Linked DNA regions of Homo sapiens: regions 1 and 3 are each linked to region 2. A link is a contact called in ENCODE Hi-C or POLR2A ChIA-PET data. All regions are on one chromosome and are shown on one strand. Each heading gives the region's core, a stretch centred on a gene start or an enhancer-like site at or near the end of the contact. The rest is flanking DNA. Distances are from core to core; before and after follow the strand shown.

Region 1 (3,325 bases), core at 532-3,031, 210 kb after region 2:
ACACTGGGTTTCCATTCTTAACCTCTCTTAACCAGAGGGGGGCTTTTAAAAATATACCACTTTAGTGAGCCGAGATCATGCCACCGCACTCCAGCCTGGGAGACAGAGCAAGACTCCATCTCAAAAAAAAAAAAAACAAAAATACTGCTTTAGACCCCTCCACAACCACCCACTCCTCTAAGGCCAGTGCCAGAATTCCTTTGAGGTCTGCCAAATGCCCAGGGCTACTGACCTCTCTGGTGGCCACTTGTGTCTCCCTTCCTTCCTAGTAACACCACCCTTCTCTCTGGGTTCCTCCAGAGTGCCAGGTTCCCATCCCCCGGGTCCTTTGCCCGTGCTGTCCCTTCTTCCAGAATATTCCCAGCTGCCCTCCCAATGCTTTACCTGGCCTGTTTCATTTCCCCTTTGGCCTTAGCTTAACCATCCATTCCCAGGAAGTCCCTTCTTTTCTGTCATTGCTCCCTGTTTGTTCTCTCCATTCCATGCTCCACAGATTACAAATCTCTGCTTCTATCTGTGTAGTTCTCTTGCTTCATCCTCTCTCCACCCCCCTTCTCATGCACGTTCCCTGAGGGCAGGAAAGGTAACTAACTTCTTCATGTCTGAATCCCAGAGATGGGTACAGTGCCTGACACCCAGCAAGTGCACCACACAGTTGGGCAGTGAATAAGAAAGAGCAGGTTCCCAGGCAGAGAGGGCAGTGGAGCCAGCCCTTGGGCACCTTTTAGGTGATTAAAACAGCTGCCTTTGACATCCTTTCCTCCCAAGATCCTGTGATTCTATGACCTTGCCCAGCCCACTATGCACAGGATCTCAGAATGGGGGCAGAGGGGTGCAAAAGCAAGGTGATGCCCTTCTGGAATTTTGTCAGATCCTTTCCATGTACATCGAAGCTGCCTATCCTGCCCATTCTGCAGAACAAAAGGCAGGTAGGTAGAGCCCAGGAAGGTGGAGATTCTAAAACGGCTCTGTCCAACACAGCAGCCACTGGCCACTGCAGCTATTGTAAATGCAGCTGTTTAAATTACTTAGAATTAAATAAAACATTAGCATTCAGCTCACACTAGGCACTTTTCAAGTGCTTAGTAGCCAATGTGGCTAGTGGCTATTGCATTGGACAGCACATTTACATCATCCCAGAAAGTTCTATTGGACAGAGCTGCTATAAACAGGTCAAATTCCATTGACATTCTCCCCACCTCAACCTCAAGGAAACAGGCTGAGTGGAGTGAGGTGTAAACAAAACTCCATGGGTCCAGTTGTGACCAAGGCTGACCAGGAGGGCACACTTGCTGCAGACACAGGTCTCCTCTCATTTCTCTCCACACCCTGACCAGCCGGATGGGAGCAGGAACAACTTGACAAGGACCCCAAGGCATGTAAGCCTCAAACAGTATTCATGTGGCCCCAGAATGTGGGTCCCGAGCCTCCTCCCCGGGCTCCTGGGGGCCCCTTGCTTTGGGACCCCACTAAGAGAAGTCCAGCACTCAGCAGACAGGGCCGGGCGCCCCCTGCTCTGACAGCCCTGGTGAGAAGGGGCTCCCCTGCACCTCTTCTCACGCATCCTCCCGGGGGCTGGGACGGGGAGGGCTGAGGAACTTCCTCTGGGGGGCGCGCGGTGACAGAGCCCTCGGTGGGTCCCGCAGAGGCACTGAGCCTCCGCCCGCCCGTCCCGCCCGCTCCGGGAGGGGGCGTCCAGCCCGGCCTGGCGCCCCCGCCCCGTCCGCTCGCACTCACGGAGACACAGGAGCCACCATCTTGGGCGGTGGACGCTCTGGCCGCGGTCTCCTTGGGCTCCACGGAGCGACAGCAGCCACTAGCGGCAACGGGGGCGAAGAGGCGCCAGCAGCCAGCGCCGGCCAGGGTCCCGGGCAGGGCGGGCGGCGCCCCCGGGGCTCACCTGGCCGCGCCCACCTGCGGCGCCTCCCGCCCAGCGCGCTCAGCCCGGCCCCGGCCCCACCCCCCAGCCCCTGCCGCCCCACGCGCGGCAGCAGGAGCCAGAGGCTAGACCGCAGGCAGCGCGGTGCCGGGGTTCATTCGGTCCGCGCATGTATCCGGGGTTCCTCGAGGGGCTCACAGCCTAAGCCACAGACAGGTAGAGCGCGGTAGAGGCTGCAAAGTGTTCTGAGAGTTTGGAAGCAAGTGCTTTGGGATCACGAAGGAGCGGGCGACCAGCTGAAGGTCTGCAGGGCGGGTCAATTAGGGTTCGCAGCATTCTGGGTAAGTGAACTTTTACTAGGGGAAGGGCACTCCAGGCCGTGGGATGGCAGAGCAAGGATTCCTCTGGAAGTTGACAGGTCGCTGCAGGTTCATGAAGAATTGGGGTGGGTGGGGGCAGTGCCTGATGCTGGATGGCTCTAGGGGAATGCTGGGGATTTTGACCTTCCCACCTGGTGGGAAGCCTCCTCCGGAGGAGTTGGAACTGGGAAGCTTATTGTTTTAGCCTAGTGAGTTATTTGCAGTGGGGTTGACAGAGTGGGGAAGAGGGAGGGAGGTTGGCGTGACCTTTTTCTAAAACTCTGATACACAGCCGACCCTCATCCCGGTCTGCGTTACTCTGAGAGGTGAATTGAGGAGCTTCCCTGCAAGAGGAATGTGCAGACGTGGAGGTGTGGAGTCCAGAGGCCTGGGATGGAGCTCCAGTTATATTTAACTCTGAGGCCTTGGACTGGACACTTAGCTATGAGCCTGTTTCCTCATCTGTAAAGTGGGAATTACAACTTGGGGAGGAGGCTAGGGCAGGACAGAAATGGGTCTGAAGACCAAATGAGGTGCTAGGTGTGGAGGCCATTCAGAGAGGGGGCTGGCCTGCTGCTGTGGATCAAGGGCATGTCCAGACAATGACCCAGTCTCCCCTTCCAGACAGCACAAAGTCACCCAGAAATGCCTTCCAGTCCCCTCACAATTGGGTACGCTGCTCTTCTGCAAAAGGCCTAGGGTGCATGTTGATTTGAGGTCCCAGCCCCACCAGTGGCTGCTGGGAACTCCTCTGCCCCAGCATCCTCCATGCAGCACTGCTCTGTGCCACCCACCGTCTGCCTCTGACATTCACTGTGAACCCCAGCCCCAGAGCTGCTGGGATGGAGCGCGAATCACATGCACACACACGTGTGGCCGCCTGACTCCTGGCTACACTCAAATGAAGGGAGATGTTGCAGCCCCCACAGCTGCCCCCGAGTGGCACCACACAGCCCTCAGGTCTAGAATTCTGCACCCTGAAAGGGTCAGGTTGGGGGTAGGTCTTCTTGGATGGCATTTTGCTGCGGAACAGCCACCTTAAGTGTCTTGGAGCAGCCATGGCTCATTAGCTAACTGCCTCAAGAGG
Region 2 (3,105 bases), core at 1-2,500:
CTCTATACTGGAATCTTTGGTTCCAATCAGGAACCATTTGAAGTAGCAAATGACAACCATTTCTGAGCAAAGGACGGGAGCAACCCACCTCTTTCCGACACTCCTCACTGATGATCTTGCTATTATCCAGAATATCTGGAAAAAGAGAAAACTCCTTTTACTTGTCCCTTAGAACCCATCGTCTTGTCAAGCTCAACAAGGGAAGCTAGAATGTGACTTACTGTAAGAAGAAGGGCATCGCTTTCCATTATATGCAAACCTGCTCAAGGTCATGTCAAAATCAGAAATCACCTATAAGGCAAAAGAGAGATGATGCCTAAATAGGCACCAGAATTCTAGTGTGGCCCTGCCTCAGCCTGGGGGATGATTATGGAAATCAATACAGCTCAGTGGCCAGGATGTAGGCAAAGCCCTAGGGGAGTTACCGAGTGACACAGAGGGATAGAGGGGAAGTGATCCTAATTAGTACCCGTTAACCCTGAGGAAAACGCAGTCTCCTAGTGTGGGGGCAAGGGTGAATACTCAGGACCCCTCTGACTCCTTCAATATCAGGTCCCTCCTAAGAGATCTCTACCATTACGGCCCATCTGGACATCTTCAACTTACTGGGGAGCCGCTGGCTTGGGGAGGATAAGGCCCTAGGTACTGGTGTGGGCGCCTTCTGTCCAATTAGAGGAAGCAGCATGACCATATTGAGAAATCTGAAATTTGGGTTTTAGGACAGGCGAACCAACCCGCTCTCCTTCAAGCTCCCGGCCATTTCTTGGGGCAGAGAGCTAGGAGGGGTCCGCGGCAGAGCAAAGCGGGAAGGCCCAATGGGCAGGAAGCCTCTCCAGCCGCCCCCAGCCCGGCCGGCCCCCGCACGCCCCAGAGGTACCTGTAACCGGTCTCCGCCGCCCTTGCGGAGGGCGCCCACGATCTCCTGCACCCGCCCAGGCTGCCGCATCAGGACCGTGGCCTTCATCAGGGTGCTCACCTGTCCCGAGACCCGAGAGAACCACTGACCCCTGCGCCACGCTGGGCCCGAGGGGAGCCCGGGGCTCGCTCGGGCGCGCGTGTGAGGCGGGGCCGGGGTGCGCGAGGGGGCGGCTACTGGCCTGGGTGAAGCGGCGGTGCCTCGGTGACCAGCTGGGGGGCTCGAAGCGCCCCGGGGGTCGGAGTCCGGGCCCGCCCCACTCCGGACGCTTCCTCCCTCCTCACCTCCTCTGCCATCCCGTTCGAGGCCTGGTCGGCGGCTCGCGGGACAACGACAGCCCCGCGACCGCACTGCGCAGGCGTCGCCTCCCGCCTGGAGCCCGGGCGGGGGTTGGTGGGGCCGGGGGCGGGGCGGGGGTGGGGCCGAGAATCGAGCGGTCCCGGAGATGGCCGCGATCCGGGTGGGCTTGCCGGTTGCGCTAGGCAAACTGGAGGAGGGTTCTATTTATTATGAAGAGCAGGGTGAAGGTCCCAAGGTGTTGGGGTTACGTGGGTAGGTAGGGTTCTGCCACTCTTTGTGGAGGAAAAGCCTTGCCAAACGTGGTCATTTCCAGGCTGAAAGTTTGTGACAAAAACATGACTGGGGCTGGGCGCGGTGGCCCATACCTGTAATCCCAGGACTTTGGGAGGCCGAGGCAGGATGATCGCTTGAGCCGAAGAGTTCGAGACCAGCCTGGGCAATATGACGAAACCCTGTCTCTACAAAAAATACAAAAATTAGCCGGGCATGGTGACACGCACCTGTTGTAGTCCCAGCTACTCGGGAGGCTGAGGCACGAGGATCACTTGAGCCCGGGAGATCCAGGCTCCAGTAGGCCGAGATCATACCACTGCACTCCACCCTGGGTGACAGATGACACCCTGTCTCAGAAACAAAAACAGAAAAACCACACGGCTGGATGGGAGGAGAGATGAAGGAGCCATAAACTGAATTCTGTTAATCACCCAGAAAGGGCTCTGTTAACTAGGCCATTCCTCATTCCAGAAGAAACTGAGTGACTAACCCATCCAGCGGGCTGGGAGACCCGGGACAGCTTTCTGAAATGTAATCAGCGTTGGCTGGGCACGGTGCGGAGCACTTGTAATCCCAGCTATTCAGGAGGCTGAGGTGGGAGGATCACTTAAGCCCAGGAGGTCGAGGCTGTAGTGAGTTATGATCACACCACTGCACTCCAGCCTGGGTGAGAGAGCGAGACCCGTCCCTAGAAAAAGAAAGATTTTTTTTTTGAGATGGAGTCTCACTCTGTCGCCAGGCTGGAGTGCAGTGGAGCGATCTCGGCTCACTACAACCTCCATCTCCTGGGTTGAAGCGATTCTCCTGCCTCAGCCTCCCAAGTAGCTGGGACTACAGGCATGTGCCACCACGCCCAGCTAATTTTTGTATTTTTAGTAGAGACGAGGTTTCACCATGTTGGCCAGGATGGCCTTGATCTCTTGACCTTGTGATCCATCCACCTCGTGCTGGGATTACAGGTGTGAGCCACTGCGCCCGGCCTAAGAAAGAAATTTAATCAGTTTTACTTCTCCCTTCAGCCTCAATTGACTTGGATTTCCTTGAGTTCGGTGTCTAGGGAGCCAAGTGTTGGGCTGTGGAAGGTAGATGAATGCTCCAGGGATAGAGACCTGTATCAGGTGAGTAACAGGAGCTGGAATCAATAAACACTCAGATGGTGCTAGTGGTCATGGTTCTGTTTTGGGTTCAAGGACACAGAAGGAGGTGTGAGGTGGTTTTCAGCCTAAGTGGGGTGGTAAGGAGGGGAGAAGGAAGAGGACAAGTCCAGGAGGCAGTTCCAGAACCTGAGAGCACAATCCTGTGTGATCTCACTGCAGGGCCAGGATTCTGGAACTTGGGTTGCCTGATAGACCCTATACAAAAGATGTAGTAGGGAAAAGGAGCGACAGCTGGCTAAAGGGGCCCCCCACAACCCTCCCCGACACCCTAGGAAAGCAGCCTCTCTCCGCTGTCCCAGGGTGCCATGGAGATGGAGAGCGCGGCGGCCTCCACACGTTTCCACCAGCCTCACATGGAGAGGAAGATGAGTGCGATGGCCTGTGAGATCTTCAACGAGCTTAGACTAGAGGGCAAGCTCTGCGACGTGGTCATCAAGGTCAATGGCTTTGAGTTCAGTG
Region 3 (3,218 bases), core at 223-2,722, 160 kb after region 2:
GAGGAAAAGTCAGAAGCCTAATTTAAGTGATAATTTACTATTCTAGAGCTTTTGTGCCATACTACTCCTCTTAATTATCACACACACACACGAATGGGAATTTTGCGACAAAGAGCAGATGAGATTATCTCATGGTTGTACTGTACCTTCCGAAAATCTCGCTTCTCAAAATCTGTTTCTGCTATTTTCTCATATTCCATGACTGCATTAGCATTCTTGAACTGCACCGGAAAATCAGACATAGGAAAGTTTTAATGAAGCTGTAGATTAAACAACCACAAAAAAATTAACAAGGCCTTGATGAATTTGAATTCAGTAAATATACCACACTGCCTCTTTTGATAGAGATAGGGTCGAATGCATACCTCCTGTTGTGAATGGCCATTTTTATGATCCAGTTCTAGGGCTCTCTGGCAACTGCGACAGGCTGCCATGGCATTCCCTAGAGAGAGGTGGTACTCGACCTCTCATAGAAGTCCCTAGGAGATTTTCTTTCAAGAAAATCAGAACCACAGACATTTCACAAATCAAATTGATGAAGATACAGTCAAGACTTCTTAACAGAAGGGCTAGACCCAATCTTCACCCTCAGTTTGAACTTCAAGTCAGGAACACAAGTGTTATGCTTGATATACATGAAATAAAGGCAATGCATTGCCAGGGATTGAGCATATGTTTTGAGATTCTCACTGAAATGCATCTAGGGTAAACTGTATATACAGTCATACACTCTGGTCAACAATGAACTGTATATATGGCAGTGCTCCTGTAAAATTGTAATACCGTATTTTTACTGTACCTTTTCTGTTTAGATACACAAATACCACTGTGTTATAGCTGCCTACAATATTCAGGACAGTAACACGCTATACAGGTTTTAGTCCAGAAGCCACTGCCATATAGCCTAGGTGTGTAGCAGGCTATGCCACCCAGGTTTGTGTAAGTATACTTTATGATTCTGCACAATGACAAAATCACCTAACAAAATGTATGCCTGTCATTAAGCGACACATACTATATATGGAGATGGAACTAAAACATGTTTTAGCTGCTACCAATTTAATCAAGGCTTGAATTTACTCAAATTCTTTTTTATTTTTTTGAGACAGGTTCTTGCTCTGTTGCCCGGGCTATAGTGCAGTGGTGCGATCACGGCTCAGCCTCAACCTCCTGAGCACAAGCAATCCTCCCACCTGAGCCTCCTGAGTGGCTGGGAGCACAGGTAGGTGCATGGCACCAGGCCTGGCTAATGTAAAAAATTTTTTTGTGGAGACAGGGTCTCACTAAGTCCCAAACTCTTAAATTCTTTAACCTCACTCAAATCAGTCCCTGGAAGCATTTGCCTATTCCCCAGCTATCTCAGAAACACTTCAATTTTCACAGATTTTTAAAAGCTGTCAATCATATTCAAAACTCATTTTACAGATTAGGAAGCTGAGGCTTAGAGAGGCTATGAAACTCGCCTAAAGTCACCCAGGTGTGCTGATGGCAGAAGTGAGACTAGACCTCAGTTCCGACTTTCAAGTAGCCACTCCTCCCAAATATACCATACTGCCTCTTTTGACAGAAACAGGATCAGACCCGTACCTCTTGTTGTGCCTGAGCATTTTTATGATCCAGTTCTAGGGCTCTCTGGAAGCTGCGACATGCTGCCATGGCATTCCCCAGAGAGAGGTGGCACTTGCCCTCTCGTAGATGTCCCTAAAAGAACACCAAGAGGGAAGAAAAGAAGCATGATTGGCCAAGTGGAAAGAAATCAACAGCAGCAACAGACACCCACACAAAACCAACACAGAGGCCAGGCGCGGTGACTCACACCTGTAATCCCAGCACTTTGGGAAGCTGAGGCGGGCAGATCACTCACTTGGGGTCAGGAGTTTGAGACTAGCCTGGCCAACATGACAAAACTCCGTCTCTTACTAAAAATACAAAAATTAGCCGGGTGTGGTGGCATATGCCTGTGGTCCCAGCTACTCTGGAGGCTGAGGCAGGAGAATTGCCTGAAGCCGAGATCGCGCCACTGCACTCCAGCCTGGGCGACAGAGCTAGACTCCATCTCAAAAACAAAAACAAACAAACGAACAAAACTAACACAAAATGAAAATGACTACAGCAGTAGTTCTCAACCTGGGCAATGTGCCCTCCAGGGGACATTTAGCAATGTTAAGAGACATTTTTGGTTGTTACAACTGGGCAGAGGGGGTGCTACTCATACTCAGTGATTAAAAGTCAGAGATGCTGCTAAACAACCCACAGTGCACAGTAAAGTCCCCCACAACAAAGAATAATCTGGTCCCAAATGTCAGTAGTGTCAAGGTTGAGAAATACGGGGCTAGAGAAACTCAACTGTAGCAACCCAGCCTTCCCCAAACAGCCCCATTACATACATACCCGGACAAAACTGTCATCCAACCTCACTGACTGTTGTGCATCTCCAAGAGCTTCCCGGAACCTTCCAAGCATCATCAAGGTGGCTGCTCGATTACCATAATAGCTAGCATTTTTAGGACACATATCTATAGGAAAGGCAGAAGAACGTAAAACAAAGTTTAGAACAGGTCCCTGCTTTGAAAACTTAGAGGGGGCTGGGCGCAGTGGCTCATGCCCATAATCCCAGTACTTTGGGAGGCCAAGAGGGGAGACCACTTGAGGTCAGGAGTTCAAGACCAGCCTAGTCAACATGGCACAACCCCATCTCTACTAAAATACAAAAAAAAAAAAAAAATAGCTGGGCGTGGTGGTGGGCCCCTGTAATTCCAGCTACTCAGGAGGCTGAAGCATAAGAATTGCTTGAATCTGGGAAGTGGAGGTTGCAGTGACCCAAGAGCACATCACTGCACTCCAGCCTGGGCGACAGAGGAAGACCCTGTCTCAAAAAACAAACAAACAAATAAACAAAAACTTAGAGGGCATCTCCCTCCAAACAATGTTAAGGGAATCTATCTGTAACGCTCATAAACTCTTTTTTCTTCATGGAGACAGGGTCTCACTCTGTTGCACAGGCTACAGTGCTGTGGTGCTATCTCGGCTCACTGTAACCTCTGCCTCCTGGGTTCAAGTGATTCTTGTGCCTTAGCCTCCCAAGCAGCCAAGCAGCTAGGATTACAGGCATGTGCCACCACGCCTGGCTAATTTCTGTATTTTTATTTATTTATTTGAGGCACAGTCTGGCTCTGTTGCCCACGCTGGACTGCAGTGGTATGATCTCTGCTCACTGC

What was found. Hi-C counts contacts between places; a loop is a spot of excess contacts on that map. ChIA-PET counts read pairs that join two places held with the same protein, here RNA polymerase II (POLR2A). Pooled maps may share reads with other maps.
Region 1: a loop to region 2 is called in a pooled map, with 3 times the contacts of the local background. The contact joins the promoter of C17orf113 here to the promoter of NT5C3B in region 2. A Hi-C loop is called at or near these places in 2 of 50 pooled maps. POLR2A ChIA-PET finds 5 or more read pairs at or near these places in 2 of 52 experiments (H1 and activated CD4-positive, alpha-beta memory T cell).
Region 3: a loop to region 2 is called in a pooled map, with 2.2 times the contacts of the local background. The contact joins the enhancer-like site here to the promoter of NT5C3B in region 2. A Hi-C loop is called at or near these places in 1 of 50 pooled maps. POLR2A ChIA-PET finds 5 or more read pairs at or near these places in 2 of 52 experiments (HEK293 and PC-9).

The regions. Positions count from the first base shown.
Region 1 is chr17:42,048,820-42,052,144 of GRCh38, forward strand. It overlaps C17orf113 (chromosome 17 open reading frame 113), which reads right to left and starts at 1,782. Exons shown (of 3, transcript NM_001358661.2): 1 at 1,738-1,782. The region is part of intron 2 of ZNF385C (zinc finger protein 385C); the gene reads right to left. RefSeq lists silencers at 1,591-1,790, 1,871-1,940 and an enhancer at 2,560-3,061.
Region 2 is chr17:41,834,982-41,838,086 of GRCh38, forward strand. It overlaps NT5C3B (5'-nucleotidase, cytosolic IIIB), which reads right to left and starts at 1,251. Exons shown (of 9, transcript NM_052935.5): 1 at 1,201-1,251; 2 at 878-976; 3 at 222-291; 4 at 89-135. The coding sequence starts at 1,212. KLHL10 (kelch like family member 10) reads left to right here and starts at 2,844. Exons shown (of 5, transcript NM_152467.5): 1 at 2,844-3,105. The coding sequence starts at 2,952. RefSeq lists silencers at 735-844, 975-1,354 and an enhancer at 1,775-1,854.
Region 3 is chr17:41,994,724-41,997,941 of GRCh38, forward strand. It overlaps DNAJC7 (DnaJ heat shock protein family (Hsp40) member C7), which reads right to left. Exons shown (of 14, transcript NM_003315.4): 3 at 2,392-2,516; 4 at 1,588-1,701; 5 at 147-221. Among named protein-coding and RNA genes, the nearest start is that of DNAJC7, 21 kb to the right of the region's middle. Within about 2 kb of position 1,473, at least 3 of the 41 ENCODE cell types and tissues checked have a DNase peak (open chromatin) inside an H3K27ac peak, as active enhancers do.